2 separate regions of the Homo sapiens genome follow, and region 2 is linked to region 1. A link is an interaction called in ENCODE POLR2A ChIA-PET data of the cell type or tissue named here. Cell type or tissue: B cell. All regions are shown on one strand. Each heading gives the region's core, and the rest is flanking DNA. Links, peaks and the distances in the headings are about the cores only.

Region 1 (7,497 bases), core at 883-5,882:
AGCTCCAGGATACCTGGTCCTATTTGCTGAGCTTGCTCTTCCCACCAGTCCCTGGGAATGCTCACTTTCCTTAACTACCATCCTCAGAGAGCTCCTCTGCCCTTTCTAACAACTTGTGGGTCCCTCTGCTAGAAGGAGCTTAAACTGTGTTCATGCACATGAGCTAAACCTCTGTGGTTATGACGGGCAAGCTATAGGTCGGTGTGGGCAGGATAATGAACCCCTAATCACTCGTGCTTGCCTAGCGGTCTCCTTAGAGGTTGCATTGCAATATTTGGGCATAGGTCACTATCTGGAATTTGTGGGGAAGAGTCACATTGTCGAAGAGGTCATGACCCCTAAAGGGTATGAACCACTGCACATTCCTAAGGACCAAAAGACAGGATGGTGTCAGCCAGCCTGAAGCACGCTGATCCTGCCCCTCCAGGACAAGTGGAGAGAGATGATGGTGCTCCCTGTATACCTGCTGAGGTCCCCACCCTACCCAGGAGACTCACCCTCATCTCTCAGATCCCAGCAGAAGTTAAGCTTGACATTTGTCATCTTCGTTACTTGACCAGTCCCCAAGCCAGAGGCATTTCTTTGCTTTTCAGGAACCCTTGAAATTATCTTCTTCATATAAACACTGAAGCCCTTTTCAAACCTCATTAAGCTATTTGCCCCAGCATATTAATGTGCTATCCACCAGCCTCTGGGGTTAATTATCTGTGAGTTAAAATCATTTGTTTCTGTCTCTTTTATCTCATTGCTGCTTGGCAATCTTTCTTTATTAGGAAACGAAGTACAGGATGCAACTGACCATTATGTTCTAATTCTATTCTTTTCATCAAAATGAGTTCATCTTTTAAAGCTCTTTTGTAAAAAACAACAAACCTGTCTTTTCATTATTTTAAGATTGTGTTGTTTTTTTAACAAATCTTTAATCTCTCTGCTTCAGCTGGAGCAGAGCCAGGACTGGAAATAATCTGTAAGGGGAGACCTCTCCTCTAAATCAGCAAGACCTGCCAACACTCTCTCTCCTGATTGGCCTCACTCACTCTGCATTTGGCCCATTTCTCTCCTGTGGCTGTGGTGAGGGCTTCCAAGGTGTACAAGTTGGGCTTGGTGAATAAGCCACAGTGTCTTGGCAGATCAGGCAACCAGGGTTGGAAAATCCTGTGCATTCTAACGCACCCCACTGGTCTCTACATGCTCTTATTTGGGTTATATTTCTTGGCCAAGGTTGCCATTGGGTTCCAAGAAATGCGTCAGGGCCTGCATTAAAAAGAAAAAAAAAAACAAAAACCTTTTCACAAAATGTTGAATGTTGCTTTGAACTCTCCAGGAAGTCAGGGAGCGTGTGTCCCAGAAATGAGCAGGTAGGATGGGCACTGGCTCCATGGAGACAGTGACCCACAGCCTTCCGGGATAAGAGTGCAGCCAATAGTGGGGAGACCTGGGCCGGGGTCTGAGCGCAGTCAGTGCAGTTGGATGGTGCACAGAGCTGGTTCTCCCATGTACTGCAAGCCAGTGATTGCCCCTACCCTGTTCTTCGGGGCTCCAGCTTCTCAGCTCCATTCTCTGCCCCTCAATGGCTCTCTCACCTCATCAGTGCCTCAAAAACAATATCTGGGACTCTAGTTTGATAACTACTACTTGCATTGGAGAAATGACTCCTCTGGAAAGGTGAATACGATTCTCAGAGTTTGTTGAGGTTTTATTGGTTGCTTATAGAAGTTTCCTTGGGCTGATTGGAGTTTGGTGTGCAGAGATGACCCGGCATAGTCCCTGCCCTTATAGATGAGTCAGTTGAGAAGATGCCCAAGCGTCCTGCAGACAGATGTCTACCTGGTGTACCTGCACCATGGCCAGCCACCTCTCAGTTGGGTCCGCAACATAGAGAGAGCATTTGTTCAGTGTAATTGATGTTGGAATCTGGGAGAACAACTCTCTGAATGTTCTGGTGGAGGTGAAGTTTCAGGATCTTTTTTCCAAAGCATGGCTGTCTCAGCAGAGGGTCCCCTTTGACTTTTAAGGGCACACTGTACCAGTGGTGACGTTTTTGTTGCAAATAACAAACCCCAACCCAACTAGCTCAAACAAAAAGAGGACTTATGGCTTATGTAATTGGATAGTCCAGTGAGGGTGGAAGGTGAGGAGTGCTGGGCTTCAGATATACTTGATATGGAGTGTAAGGACCTGGCTTCTCCCTCCATTTTGCCCCTCTCTGGGGGTTCCCCTTCATGGTGAGTGCCAGCCTCCCCTCCTCACAGCTCCAGGTCCAGTGGAAGACAGATGGCCTCTAGTCCAGTGTATCCCACAAAAGTGCTAAAGCTCACTGGGATTGGACAGACTCAGGTCATGTGATTCATGCACTTAATTAATGCTGTGTGCTGTTGGGTTTCCTGAAGTCACCAGCCATACCGCTGGTCAGGATATCATGAAGTGAGAGTGGGAGGAAGGTGGATCCCCAAATGGCAATTGGGTCTGAATAAGGGACACAGAAGCAGGAAGGTAAAAGGAAATTCTCTAAGCATATTAACGTCTACTTAATGATTTCACATCTGGGTGTCTCTCACTCTCCACCCCTAAAAGGATTCTGAGTGCCTGAAAAGCAGGCTAAGAATCAGCAAACATTCACCTAGCGTTTCAGGGGGGAGGTGCTCTCTTCTGTCTTCAGAAGGAATCCAAGGCTAAGAGATTAAGCAGTTGACCCAAGGTCACAGAAGCTTCTAACAGAGTGTGAGTTTGAACTCAAGTCCCTGATGACAAATAAAGGGCACTTTTTTGTTGTTTCAAATCACAGCTGCCTCCAGCGATTGGGTTCTTTCACCTTGTTCTTTTGCCCTGTCCCCTAGGGTAGCTGCAGGAGGTACCTGGGGAGGTGCATCAAGCATTCACCAGCCGAAACTTGAGAGGGGTTTTACCCCAAACATGACATCCTTTCTTTAGCACTTTAGCCAAAGCACATAAGGATGAAAAGCAAATGAACATCAAATGATGAAATCACCCAAAATAGAGAGAAAAGTGAATGAGCAAGCCCCTCACCTGGCAGTGGCTTCAGTCCTTTCCTTGATGATGTTTGTCAGAAGCTTTTATTTTCCACTTTTCCTAAGAGATCACCCTCTTTCTTGGGAAGGGGTTGGTGGAGGCTCGCTGGGCTGGCTGCTTCTAAATGGGCATGGGGTGGCAGACAGGAACACAGGATGGGGGATGGACCTCACCTATAACCAGGGCTGCTGTTCAGGAGCCCTGAACTTTTTGCAACCTCTGCCTCCTGGGTTCAAGCGATTCTCTTTCCTCAGCCTCCAGAGTAACTGAGATTACAGGCATGCACCACCACGCCCAGATAATTTTTGTATTTTTTGGTAGAGACGGGGTTTCACCAAGTTGGCCAGGCTGGTCTCGAACTCCTGACCTCTGGTGATCCACCTGCCTCAGCCTCCCAAAGTGTTGGGATTACAGGTATGAGCCACCGCACCCCGCCAGGAGCCACTTTTTAGTAAGTAATTTCCTATGTGTCCACACATTCAAGACAATTTAGAGGCAAAAGTTTTAGTCCTTTACTATAAATTCTGTAGATTGGAAATGGAAACATTTTCACATTCAACTTCTTATTTAATCTTCATAAACAACCTCTGAGATAGGCATTGCAATCTTATTTTGTAAATTTAAAAAATGAGGACCTTTTGTACTCTGTAGGAAATTGATCAAAGAATTAAAATGGGCTTCACTGAGGTCATTCAGGAAGATACATTCTGTGGGAATCTGATAATGTTTGTGTAATTCTGATTGAAATATTCGTATTCAAAAATGTGGATTCATTGTTCTACAGTCAGCATGCCTGCAGAGTCAGAGGTCCTGGGACCTCCCCCAACCTCCCATCTCGGGGAGCTGTGTCTTGCTGCTGCTACCAAAGGGGAGTAGAGAACCCCAACTTCAGAAGAAATAGGCCTGTAAAAAACCCACGGGTCTGGGCAATGCGTTGTGGGGGGTAAAAATATATTTCAGTCTATTCGCTTTACTAATTTTAGCAGTTATTTGCTCTCCCTTTTTGCTGGAAGCAACATTCCCATCCAGCTGCTTGGCTGCTTCATTTGAATTTTTATCATTTGTGTGAGCCCCTGCATGTTTGGACACAAAATGGGAGTCCTGTGGCTCAGAGGGGACGTTGATTTGATAGGGTCAGATCTAATCTCCTGCTCAGAAACTTCAGCGGAAAATAAAATGAGTTGAGGTTTCTGTTTTGTGTGTGTGTGTTTATTTTTTAAAAACAGTAGGCCTGTAAAGCTGTGCTGGCATATTACTTTTTTCCCCTTTATACGGAATTTAAAATAATACCTTACATTCAAATAGTGTAACCGGTGTGCCTTTTGCTCTCAAAGAGCTTTCCCATTTGTCCTCTCATTTAATATGCTCAAGAAAGCCTGTGAGTTGGGAAGAGTGAAGATATGGTCATTGGTATTTGACAGAGGAGGAGACTGATACTCAGAGATGGCAAGGGACTTGCCCCGGGTCACACAGCTAATTGAGGCAGAGTTGGAGATTATAGCGTCCAGTTCTGTATTACTCCCACCAAGGCTTCCTCTGAAAATAAGAGTTTATGGCAGAAGTTTTCAAATTAAGACCCAATGGGAAAACACAGAATTTTCAGTCCTGTTTTGGTTCTTTTAAAAATAAATTATTGTAAAGATGACTTCTCTCATCTGTCAATGTAATGATCCCATACCTGGGGTATTCAAAATATTCAAAATGTGTATGGAGGAAATGGTAAAAGTTAATCATTTTCACAGTACCTGTCTGTGGTGAGGTTTAATTATCACTTGACATATTTCATGGTTTAAAATGATGACAGTTTAAAATAGAGCCAGAGAGAGCCAGAAAAATCCATTCATTATCATGTGTCAGGTGCTACATTGGAATAACCCCCAAATACAGATGGTCCCTAGACAGATGATTCTGCAGCATTTTCTGATAGCTACAGATGTCCCTGCTACTGAAACCCAGACTGAGAATACCATTCTGACCCTGCCGTCAATATGCAGAGGGTGCTTGGGTGAATCTAGCAGCGCGGTTTGATTCTCGTACCGCATCGCAGATGCTAAACTCCCCCATGCTCTCTCCAATCCAAACCTCTCACTGGTCTTCTGCAGAATTTCTAATGAACAAGATAATTCATTGTGAGTGTGCTTTGAATGAATGAATGAATGCTATTTAAACTACAAGGTGACAGATATTTCCATGTGCCTCTTAGGAAATTGCATGCCTTTCCAAGAAGACAAGGTTGAAAAGCAGCTTGTTGTTGTTGAATAAGCTCAGCACTGTCTGTCTGTTTAGGAAAAAATAAATAATTGTTTCTTGCCCACGAGAATTCTGGAAGTGGAGCTGTCCAGAGCTGACCCGTCTGTCCACATTTCAAATTTCACTTTGGAGAGTCCTGGGAGAGGGAGCAGATGAAGCCATTTCAGAAATGTAAATGCTGTTTGACATCTATTAGCTCAATGCTCATCCATTGCTGACAGCAGGATCCATTAGGACGCGAGTGTCATGGATCAGAGACATTTGAAATATAGCGAGAAACATGCTACCCGCAGCAGAGGCCCATGTAGATGACTTGAGAGAGCACTAGATGTGCCCACCACTGTGGTCCAGGCACCTCCCCCCCATCTCCCCAGGCTCTCTGTCTGGATTTCCCAAAGGTCAGCTGCGTAGCCAGTCTTCACGACTGCACTCTGTCCACCAAGCAGCCTGCCTGAATGCTGGGCATGGCGGTGACCATTCCCTCCTTGCAAGGTCGGGCTTGCTTCTAGTCTCTACCATTCATGGAATCATCCAAATGATCCAACTCCAGATCAAAGGCCCCACAGGGTCACCCCTTATTTGTATAGATGAGGTAGGCTTGAACAGGTACAGTGACGTGCCTGAGGTCCCAGGGGGCTAGTGAGTAGCAGAGGAGGGATTTGGGGCTCTAAGCCAGTGCTCTTAGTTCTCAGGGCTCTCTGGGTTGTTTTTCTTGCTTCCTTTCCTTGCCTCCCACCCCTGAGTCCAGGTTCTCCCTTCTCTGTAGGGTGGCACAGTGTCCAACATATCCCAGAGACTTAGCCGCCATATCCTAGTGATGGGGGTCCTGGCTAACTGAGTTTTCTAGTTAAGTTCTATGTTTTGACTTTCGTTTAAGTTATTTCTAAGTGTTTTGTTTTCCTGCCTTAGGGGATCGGAGATTATATGGGAGGGGGCACATGATGACAACTGTTGTTATTAAAGCCTCCACCATATGCCATATGCTATGCTAAGTTCACTTATTTTAACACTCACAATAGTCCAATGTAGCCAGATAGTGTGATATTCTGTTTTAGAAATGAGAAGACACAGCTTTGAAAGGATTTGTGATTTGGTTTGCTGGGCGTTTCAGTAAGTTGGTGACTTATTTATTGACCTCACTGTACCTAAATATTCATTCCTTTGTGGTGGGATGTCCCTGTGTCTTGCTACTGTAGCTTTGCTAGGACCCTTGTCCTGAGGACTCTCAGCTCTAAGGCAAGTCTGCAAGGTCACTTCTAAATGGACAGTCCTTGAAAAGCTTAGGAAGAGCAGGCGCATCCATAGCTGTGCTTGATGGGAGGGGAACATGTGGAGGACAGAGGGAAATGGAAAAGAAACGTCCGAGACAAGACACTGAGAAGATGCTGCCATGCCTCGGAAAAGAGGGGAAGATGCTGGTCCAGGCTATTAGTCTTGGACAAGCCTAGGCTTCCTCCCTCTTGATACAGACTGTGGGTTCCGGGTACCGCGGGACTCACCCTCTCTCCCGCGCCCCCTGGAGGTCAGAGGGAGAGTTACGTTTTCCAGGCCCAGAGACCTGATGGCAAGAGACTAAGTAGCCGCTGCAGTTGGAGCACAGGGAACCGCAGGACCAGGAGACTTTACCCAGAGGTCGCTTGCCCTGAACCCTACAGTTGAGAATTCTGTGGCTCTTCTACCATGTGCAAGTGTCCAGAAAAGACTTGCACACATATATCTCTCCTATCTGCTGCTAATTCTTAGAACACCCACTGTTAGGGCTTCATCCCCTGTTTCTTTATGAATACCCCCAAAGTCACGTTGGGTCCTGAAAGAACAGCTGAACTTTCGTTGAGCCACATCATCTCCTACCTGGAAACTCACCAAGCCTGTCTGCCTCTTCATAAGAAAAGTAAGACAGGTTTCTCCTAAGACCCTTGAGCCCGATTTCTGTTCCATATTTGTTTCATATGACAGGTCTCAAACTGGTGGCTCGTGGGCCAGATTCAGCCTGCAGCCATATTTTGATTTATACCATCTTGGCCTGCAGAGGTTTTTTGTAAACATAAAAATATTTCAATATGAATGAGTTGCCATCGTTTGAAAATAAGGGCATTTTACCAACAGATTCAAATATCCAAATATACAGATGATCTTGGAAAGCAAAATGCTTTGATAACCCTGGGCCCACATGACCTCATGGCAGCAACAGGCTTGGGTGAGAGCAGCCGTGTCTCT
Region 2 (7,497 bases), core at 931-5,930, 400 kb before region 1:
TTGAGAATCTTACATAAATGGAATAATACAGTATGTAACTTTTGGGATTGACTTTTTTTCACTTAGCATAATTCTCTGAAGATTCACCTAGGTTGTTACATGTGTCAATAGTTTGTTCCTTTTTAAATTTTAACTTTTATTTTTTCGAGAGTAAGTCTTGCACTCCAGGCTGGAGTGCAATGGCACGATCTCGGCTCACTGCAACCTCCGCCTCCCAGGTTCAAGCAGTTCTCCTGTCTCAGCCTCCAGAGTAGCTGGGATTGTAGGTGCACACCACCACACCCAGCTAATTTTTGTATTTTTGGTAGAGATGGGGTTTCACCATTTTGGCCAGGCTGGTCTCGAACTCCTGACCTTGTGATCCACCTGCCTTGGCCTCCCAAAGTGCCCAGATTACAGGTGTGAGCCACCAGTCCTGGTTGTTTGTTCCTTTAAATTGCTGAGTAATATTCTATGGTATAGGTAGACTACACTTTATTTATCTGTTGAAGGATGCCTGATTGTTTCCAGTTTTTGGCTATTATGAATAAAGCTGCTATGAATGTGTTTGTGCAGCACTCCAGCCTAAGTGACAAAGCGAGACCCTGTCTCAAAAAGAAAAAAATAAAATGAGCTTTCTATGGACATCATGTAGTTGAGTCTGCCAGTCTCTGTTTTTTAATTGATGTATTTAGGTCATTTACATTTACTGCACTATGGATATGTTAGAGCTGAAGTCTGCCATTTTTATTTTTTGTCTTTAGCCTGGGATATATGAGGTAAAAAGAAAAACCTAAGGAAGTCACCACCATGTTGTTTCACATATCCTGAGGTCTCTAACTGTTCTACCCAGTTCTTTCCACCTTTCAGAGTGTTCTTGTGTTATTTTATACATAATGTTCAGAGCTTTTAGTTGTTTTTAGTGGGAGAAACAGGGAAGAGTGTGTTTGTCTTCCTGAAAGCCAGCCAGAATTCATTTTGAACATATTAATGTGAATGTCAGACATCTAAGAGGAGATGTCAAGTAGGTGGTTGGATTTATGAGTCTAGAATTCTGGTCGTTCTTGGAAGTTCTTTTAATTTTTCTCAGAAAAGTTAGGAAGTGATGTCATCAGTTGAAAATGAGGATAACAGAGAAGACATTTGAAGTTTGTGGTTAGAGGAAAATGTGATTGGTGTCCTAAGAGAGTAGAAGGGTAAATGGACTAGGAAAATATGATTGCCAACAATTTTAATTGCCAACAGCTTTAAACATACACCTGAATCTTTGGCATTGAATTTAAAATGAAATGAAAACAGTGGCATGGTTGTATATTTTTTCTAGCCATGTTCAGCTGCTGGGTGCAGATGTGAGTAGTCAGAGAGCTTGATTTATTAATAACTAGGGATGAGTGTAGTCTCACCAAGTGAATGGGTCAAAGTGGACAAGGGGGAAGGGAATTGAAGATGGATGTAAGAGAGTGATTATAAGCAATTATAATAGCTGACACAGAATTGAATCTGAATAAAGAGAGAAGAGAGTGTATTGGGCAAGTTTTGATGGTGACCGTAAGGGAATGAAAAGGATTAGAGGGTTGTAGGTGTTTATGGATTGAGAATACCAGGGAATGAACTGGAAGGATAGGAGGTCTTGCCAGCAAGTAGAATGCATGAAATTGAGATTATGGAAGAATTGTGATAATAAATAATGACTCTGGGAGTGAGTGGCTGAGGTAAAGAGGAGGGCTAGCTCATGAGAAGAGAGGAGGTCAAAGATTTTGAAATCAAGGCAGGAGTACTTGTCTTAGATGGAGTGAACTCTAGAGCCAGGAGCTAAAGATCATTAAGAATTAGGGGGCATGACTTTGGAGTTGGATGAAAGTAAGTTAGTGCATTATAGCTTAAGATAAGAGAATCAAAGCTAGAGGCATTTAGGGAGAAGAACGGGAGAATGGTCTGAAAAGGGCAATGAGGAGGAGAACTGTGCCTCCTTGAGATTCAGTGGTTCAAGGATGTGGGAGAAAAAACAGCTATTACTTAAACAGGCTGAAAGGAAAATGTGTCCTTAAGGGAGAGTCAGGTTTCAGTAATAACAAGAAAGCAAAGGGTGAAAGAAGGGATTTGCTGATGACTGTGAATTCTATACTGCGTGGTGGAAATTTCTTTATAATTATTCCCACCCTATCAGCTTGTGTCCTTTAAAGGTACTTACCCATGGAAAAATTGTTCTTTTAAAAGTTAAGTTTAGTTAGTTGGCTCCCACTTATTTCAATTTTAAATTTTATTTTAAAACATGTTTTTTGTACTTTGGCAGGAAAATTAAATGTATCAGAAAATAATAATTTTTAAATTCTTGAATTATAACTAAGTTGAAGTGATAAATGCAAAAATTATTTTCAGAAATTCCTGTTAGTAGTTTTCTGAGTAATGTACTGAGTTGTAGGTCCTGTTTATTTCTCTTTTCTTCCAGTAAAAAATTTCAAGGAACTCAATTATTGAAAATGTTTTAAGAGTTTTACTGTAATCCCAGTACTTTGGGAGGCCAAGGTGGGAGGATTTCTTGAACCCTGGAATATGAGAGCAGCCTGGGCAACATGGCAAGATGCTGTCTCAAAAAAAAAAAAAAATTGCATATGGCATTGGACAAATATATGAAAAATAAAAAAAGCCAGGCAGGGTAGCATGTGCCTGTGGTCCCAGCTACATGGGGGGCTTGAAACCAGGAGGTCGAGGCTACAGTGAGCTATGTTTGTGCTACTGCATTTCAGCCTGGGCAACAGAGTGAGACCCTGTCAAAAAAAAAAAAGGGAAAAAGAGAGTTTTACTAATTTATTGGTTTTTTTTTTTTTTTTTTGAGATGTGGTCTTGCTCTGTCGGCCAGGCTAGAGTGCAGTGGCGCCATCTCGGCTCACTGCAACCTCCACCTCCCAGGTTCACGCCATTGTCCTGCCTCAGCCTCCCGAGTAGCTGGGACTACAGGTGCCTGCCACCATGCCTGGCTAATTTTTTGTATTTTTTAGTAGAGACCGGGTTTCATCATGTTAGCCAGGATGGTCTCGAGCTCCTGACCTCATGTTCAGCCTGCCTCGGCCTCCCAAAGTGCTGGGATTACAGGCGTGAGCCACAGGGCCTGGCCTTTTTTTTTTTTTTTTTTTTTTTTTTTTTTTACTAACTGACTACATTATTTTTCTGAGATCCTCTGTTCATTCTAATTGACACCAGCTATTTCTTTTTTTTTCTACACAAAATGGATGTCAACTGTGGTACACAAACCAGAGTGTATTCACATGAAGAAAGGGTTGTCTGTTGGATTGTTAACTTGTGTGAATGCACATGTTTGTGAAAGCACTAGAATGACTTGGTTTAATCTTACCCCTATAAAATATTTTACTTTAATGTGATAGACTTTAAAATATTGTCTGAATATGTTTAGATCTACATGACAGAGGTTTTTTTTTTTTATTTTTTTAGTGTAGTAGAGGTCCTTGAAGTTCTTCAACAGATACTACATTAGATTATAAATTAGAGATGGTTAAATTTCGGCAGGGATTCCTCTGGAATCTTCCTCTATTCATTCTTCTTGGTAAAAGAATAGTAAGAATTCTTATGTAAAGAATTTTACCTTTAGTAAACTATGCTGAGTAGGTAGCAGCACAGGGAAATAAGAATGTGTGTGTATTTGGTGTCATTTGCTATACCTAGATGCCTTCCCTCATCTTCAAAATAGTCTAGTTGTCACTTAGCTCTCAGGTTCCCGTTTCGGATGCTTCTCCTTTAGAAGTTTTTTCTTCTTTGTAAGGATCCTTCTTTTTTTTTGAATTTAGGAGAGGGAGTCCTCTAGTTCAAGTATCACTTAGAATTACTATCTACAGCATGCCTATAGCTTCCCCTGAATTTGTTATGTTGTGTTGAAAGTATTTAGGTCCAAACTCCATATCTTTTTTGGGACCTACTTGAGTGAGAATCAGCCACTTTTTGGTCTGTTCTAGGGATCAGGTAAAGTCTGGACAAGGTAACTGAAATCCACACCCTTTATGAAATGAAAACAGAGGGGATGGGTGAGGGCTGTATGTGAACTTTGCCATCGTGACTTAAAGTCAGCCCTTTTTCTTTTCTTTTGGTGGCAGGCTGTATGATGCAGTAGGTCTTTTATGCTGCTTAAATTGTTAGTATCTAGCAAAGCAATTATTATCTGAAGAATAACTGACTAAGAAGAAATGTAACTGAATGCTGGCTATTGAGACTTAATAACTAGTTTTCGAGAAAGTTATAGGAATGTAGCAGAGAGAAATGCTTAGTGTAAAATTTGGGTAAATATGCTTTTAGCTTGGTGGAGATAAAGTTGGAGATTTCAGTTTGATATTCTTTGTTTGTTTCAGTTGTATCACGGACTGATTCACCGAGCCCAACCGTACTCAACTCACATATTTCTACCCCAAATGTGAATGCTTTAACACATGAAAACCAAACCAAACCTTCTATTTCCCAAATCAGCACCACCCTCCCTCCCACGACGAGTACCAAGAAAAGTGGAGGAGCATCTGTGGTCCCTCATCCCTCGCCTACTCCTCTGTCTCAAGAGGAAGCTGATAACAATGAAGATCCTAGTATAGAGGAGGAGGATCTTCTCATGCTGAACAGTTCTCCATCCACAGCCAAAGACACTCTAGACAATGGCGATTATGGAGAACCAGACTATGACTGGACCACGGGCCCCAGGGACGACGACGAGTCTGATGACACCTTGGAAGAAAACAGGGGTTACATGGAAATTGAACAGTCAGTGAAATCTTTTAAGATGCCATCCTCAAATATAGAAGAGGAAGACAGCCATTTCTTTTTTCATCTTATTATTTTTGCTTTTTGCATTGCTGTTGTTTACATTACATATCACAACAAAAGGAAGGTAGGTTTGGGATTTTTTTAGCCCTTTATTATTTCAGTCATAATGCTTTTGATGATTCATGGTTCTTTTTTTTTTTTTTTTTTTTTTTTGCAAAAAAAAGTGTAGTGGGTTTCACTCTGTCAACCAAGCTGGAGTACAGTGGCACAATCACAGCTCACTGGAGCCTCGACCTCCTAGGCTTAAGTGATTCTCTTGCCTCAGCCTGTCGAGTTGGTGGGACTACAGATTCACACTACCACACCTGGCTAATTTTTAAAAATTATTAAATTAAAATTTTAAAAATTATTGTTTGTAGAGACGAGGTGTCGCTATTTTGCCCAGGCTGTTCTTGAACTCCCAGGCTCAAGCAGTCCTCCCGCCTCGGCCTCCCAAAGTGTTGGGATTACAGACATGAGCCACCATGCCCAGCCCTCTTTCCTTTTTTTCAGTGAAGTTTAAATTCATAGTAAAATATTGAGATGTCTAATCAGCATGTAAATCTATTGTGTATTTTAACACACTGCAGACAGAATGCTTGAATGTATGTACTTCTAAAAAAAGAAATAGTCCTATTTCTTAATGAGTAATACCAAAGCCCAGTGATTTTTTTTTTAAGAGTTTATGTCTTAATTTGGCATCATTACTTCAGTAGGAATACTTGTGGAGAAAATGTTAATTTAATATTTGTCTTTTAATTTATTAACATTGAACTTAATCTTTTGATTTTTTTTCTGGTTATAAAGTGTTACACATTTATTTTAGGGAATTCAGAAAACAGAAGAGTTTAGAAAAGAAAATTTAAACTACTTCTCAGCATTAACGTTTTGGTGTATTTCTGGTCTATAAATGTGCATATAATTTATACATATAGGTGTATGTAATGATTTTTAAGGAATTTTATCTCACAGAGTTTTTTTTTTTTTTTTTTTTTTTTTTTTGAGACAGAGCTTCACTTTGTCTCCCAGGCTGGAGAGCAGTGGTGCGATCTCGGCTCACTGCAACCTCCACCTCCCAGGTTCAAGCGATTTTCATGGCTCAGCCTCTTGAGTAACTGGGACTACAGGCGCAGGCCACCACGCCTGGCTAATTTTCGTATTTTTAGTAGAGACGGGGTTTTGCCATGTTGGCCAGGCTGGTCTCAAACTCCTGGCCTCAAGTGATCCACCCACTTCAGCCTCCCAAAACGCTGGGATTACAGGCATGAGCCACTGCACCCAGCTATCTCATAGAGTTTTATGTCCTGACCAATCATGAGCATTTTCCATATCCTTAATATTCTTTAAAAACATTATTTTTTTTTGAGACAGGATCTTGCTATGTTGTCCACGCTGGTGAACTCCTGGCCTCAAGTAATCCTCCCACTTCAGCCTCCCAAGTAATTGAGATTATAGGCGTGAGCCACTGTGCCTGGCTAAAAACATACTAGATTCATGGTTTACAATTTTTGGTTCAGAAATAATATTGTGATGAACATTTCTGTGCTGTTACCAGTTTGCTGGATTACATGAGGCACAAGAGACATCTGTAGGACAGGATACATCACATTTAGTGTGAGGGTACATGTTGGCACTCTACAGTCCCAAAGCTGAATAGTTAAGCCTTTTAAAATCCTTAAAGGGAGATCAAACACACAGTTCCTTTTTAATACTTACTGGTCAGGAAGTCTCAGTTCTTGACTTTATTGTAACTTGCTTTGTAACACTGTAAGCCACCTTCCCCTTCGGGGCCTTGATTTCCTTACCTGACAAATAGTGAAACTGGACCTGATAATTTCAAAATGCCTTCCTGCTTTGAGAATCAGTGACTCTAATAATAGTTCAAAAAAAAGCAAACCAACCAACTCTTCTGGTTATTTGTATTTAGTGCTATATTGCTAGCTTTGTAAGTGTTTATGGGTAGACAGAACCTTGAGTGCTGCTGATATTATATCCCACTGTTTAGTGTTTGGCCATCTCTATTATGAACATCAAAGGGACTTGTTAAACAAGTAGGTTCCTGGGCTCTACCTCAAGTACTAACTCAGTCTCTGAAGATAGAGCCTAGGAATCTGAGTCTTTAACAAACATTCCTATATATATTGAAATTTGAGAAGCACTGTTTAGCCTTCTTTACAAGATGGAAAGCAAAATAGCTTTTGTTTTTTTTTTTTTTTGAGACAGGGTCTTGCTTTGTCACCCAGGCTGAAGTGTTGTGGTGCTGTCATGGCTTACTGTGATCTCTGCCTCCTGGGCTCGAGTGATCCTCCACCTTAGCCTCCTGAGTAGCTGGGACTACAGGCAAGCGCCTCCATGCCTGGCTAATTTTGTATTTTTTGTAGAGATGGTGTTTCACCATGTTGCTTAGGCTGGTCTCGGACTCCTGGGCTCAAGTGATCTGCCTGCCTCGGCCTAAAATAGCTTTTTTGTTGTTGATATTTTGTGTTTTATATTTAGAAACCTAGAAGAGAGATATTTTACTTGTTATAAAAATGTTTACCATATTCTCTGTTTTCTCTTTTGCCTATTTAATGACTTCTGTTTTCCAGATTTTTCTTCTGGTTCAAAGCAGGAAATGGCGTGATGGCCTTTGTTCCAAAACAGTGGAATACCATCGCCTAGATCAGAATGTTAATGAGGCAATGCCTTCTTTGAAGATTACCAATGATTATATTTTTT

What was found. ChIA-PET counts read pairs that join two places held together with the same protein. Peaks named below come from ENCODE experiments on the same cell type or tissue, not always from the same donor. Only the 100,000 strongest peaks of a DNase experiment are listed, where the experiment ranks them.
Region 2: POLR2A ChIA-PET joins it to region 1 with 7 read pairs; 3 of 35 experiments call an interaction of 5 or more read pairs at or near these places.

Annotation. Positions count from the first base shown.
Region 1 is chr5:133,552,413-133,559,909 of GRCh38, reverse strand. All of the region lies in intron 3 of FSTL4 (follistatin like 4), which reads left to right. Among named protein-coding and RNA genes, the nearest start is that of FSTL4, 56 kb to the left of the region's middle. RefSeq lists a silencer at 6,792-6,871. In B cell, for the core only: no CTCF peak of the experiment used is centred there; no DNase peak of the experiment used is centred there; H3K27me3 peaks cover 363 bases.
Region 2 is chr5:133,956,861-133,964,357 of GRCh38, reverse strand. C5orf15 (chromosome 5 open reading frame 15) reads left to right here. Exons shown (of 3, transcript NM_020199.3): 2 at 4,338-4,864; 3 at 7,368-7,497. Among named protein-coding and RNA genes, the nearest start is that of C5orf15, 8.0 kb to the left of the region's middle. RefSeq lists enhancers at 6,788-6,837, 6,848-6,897. In B cell, for the core only: no CTCF peak of the experiment used is centred there; no DNase peak of the experiment used is centred there; H3K27ac peaks cover 4,151 bases.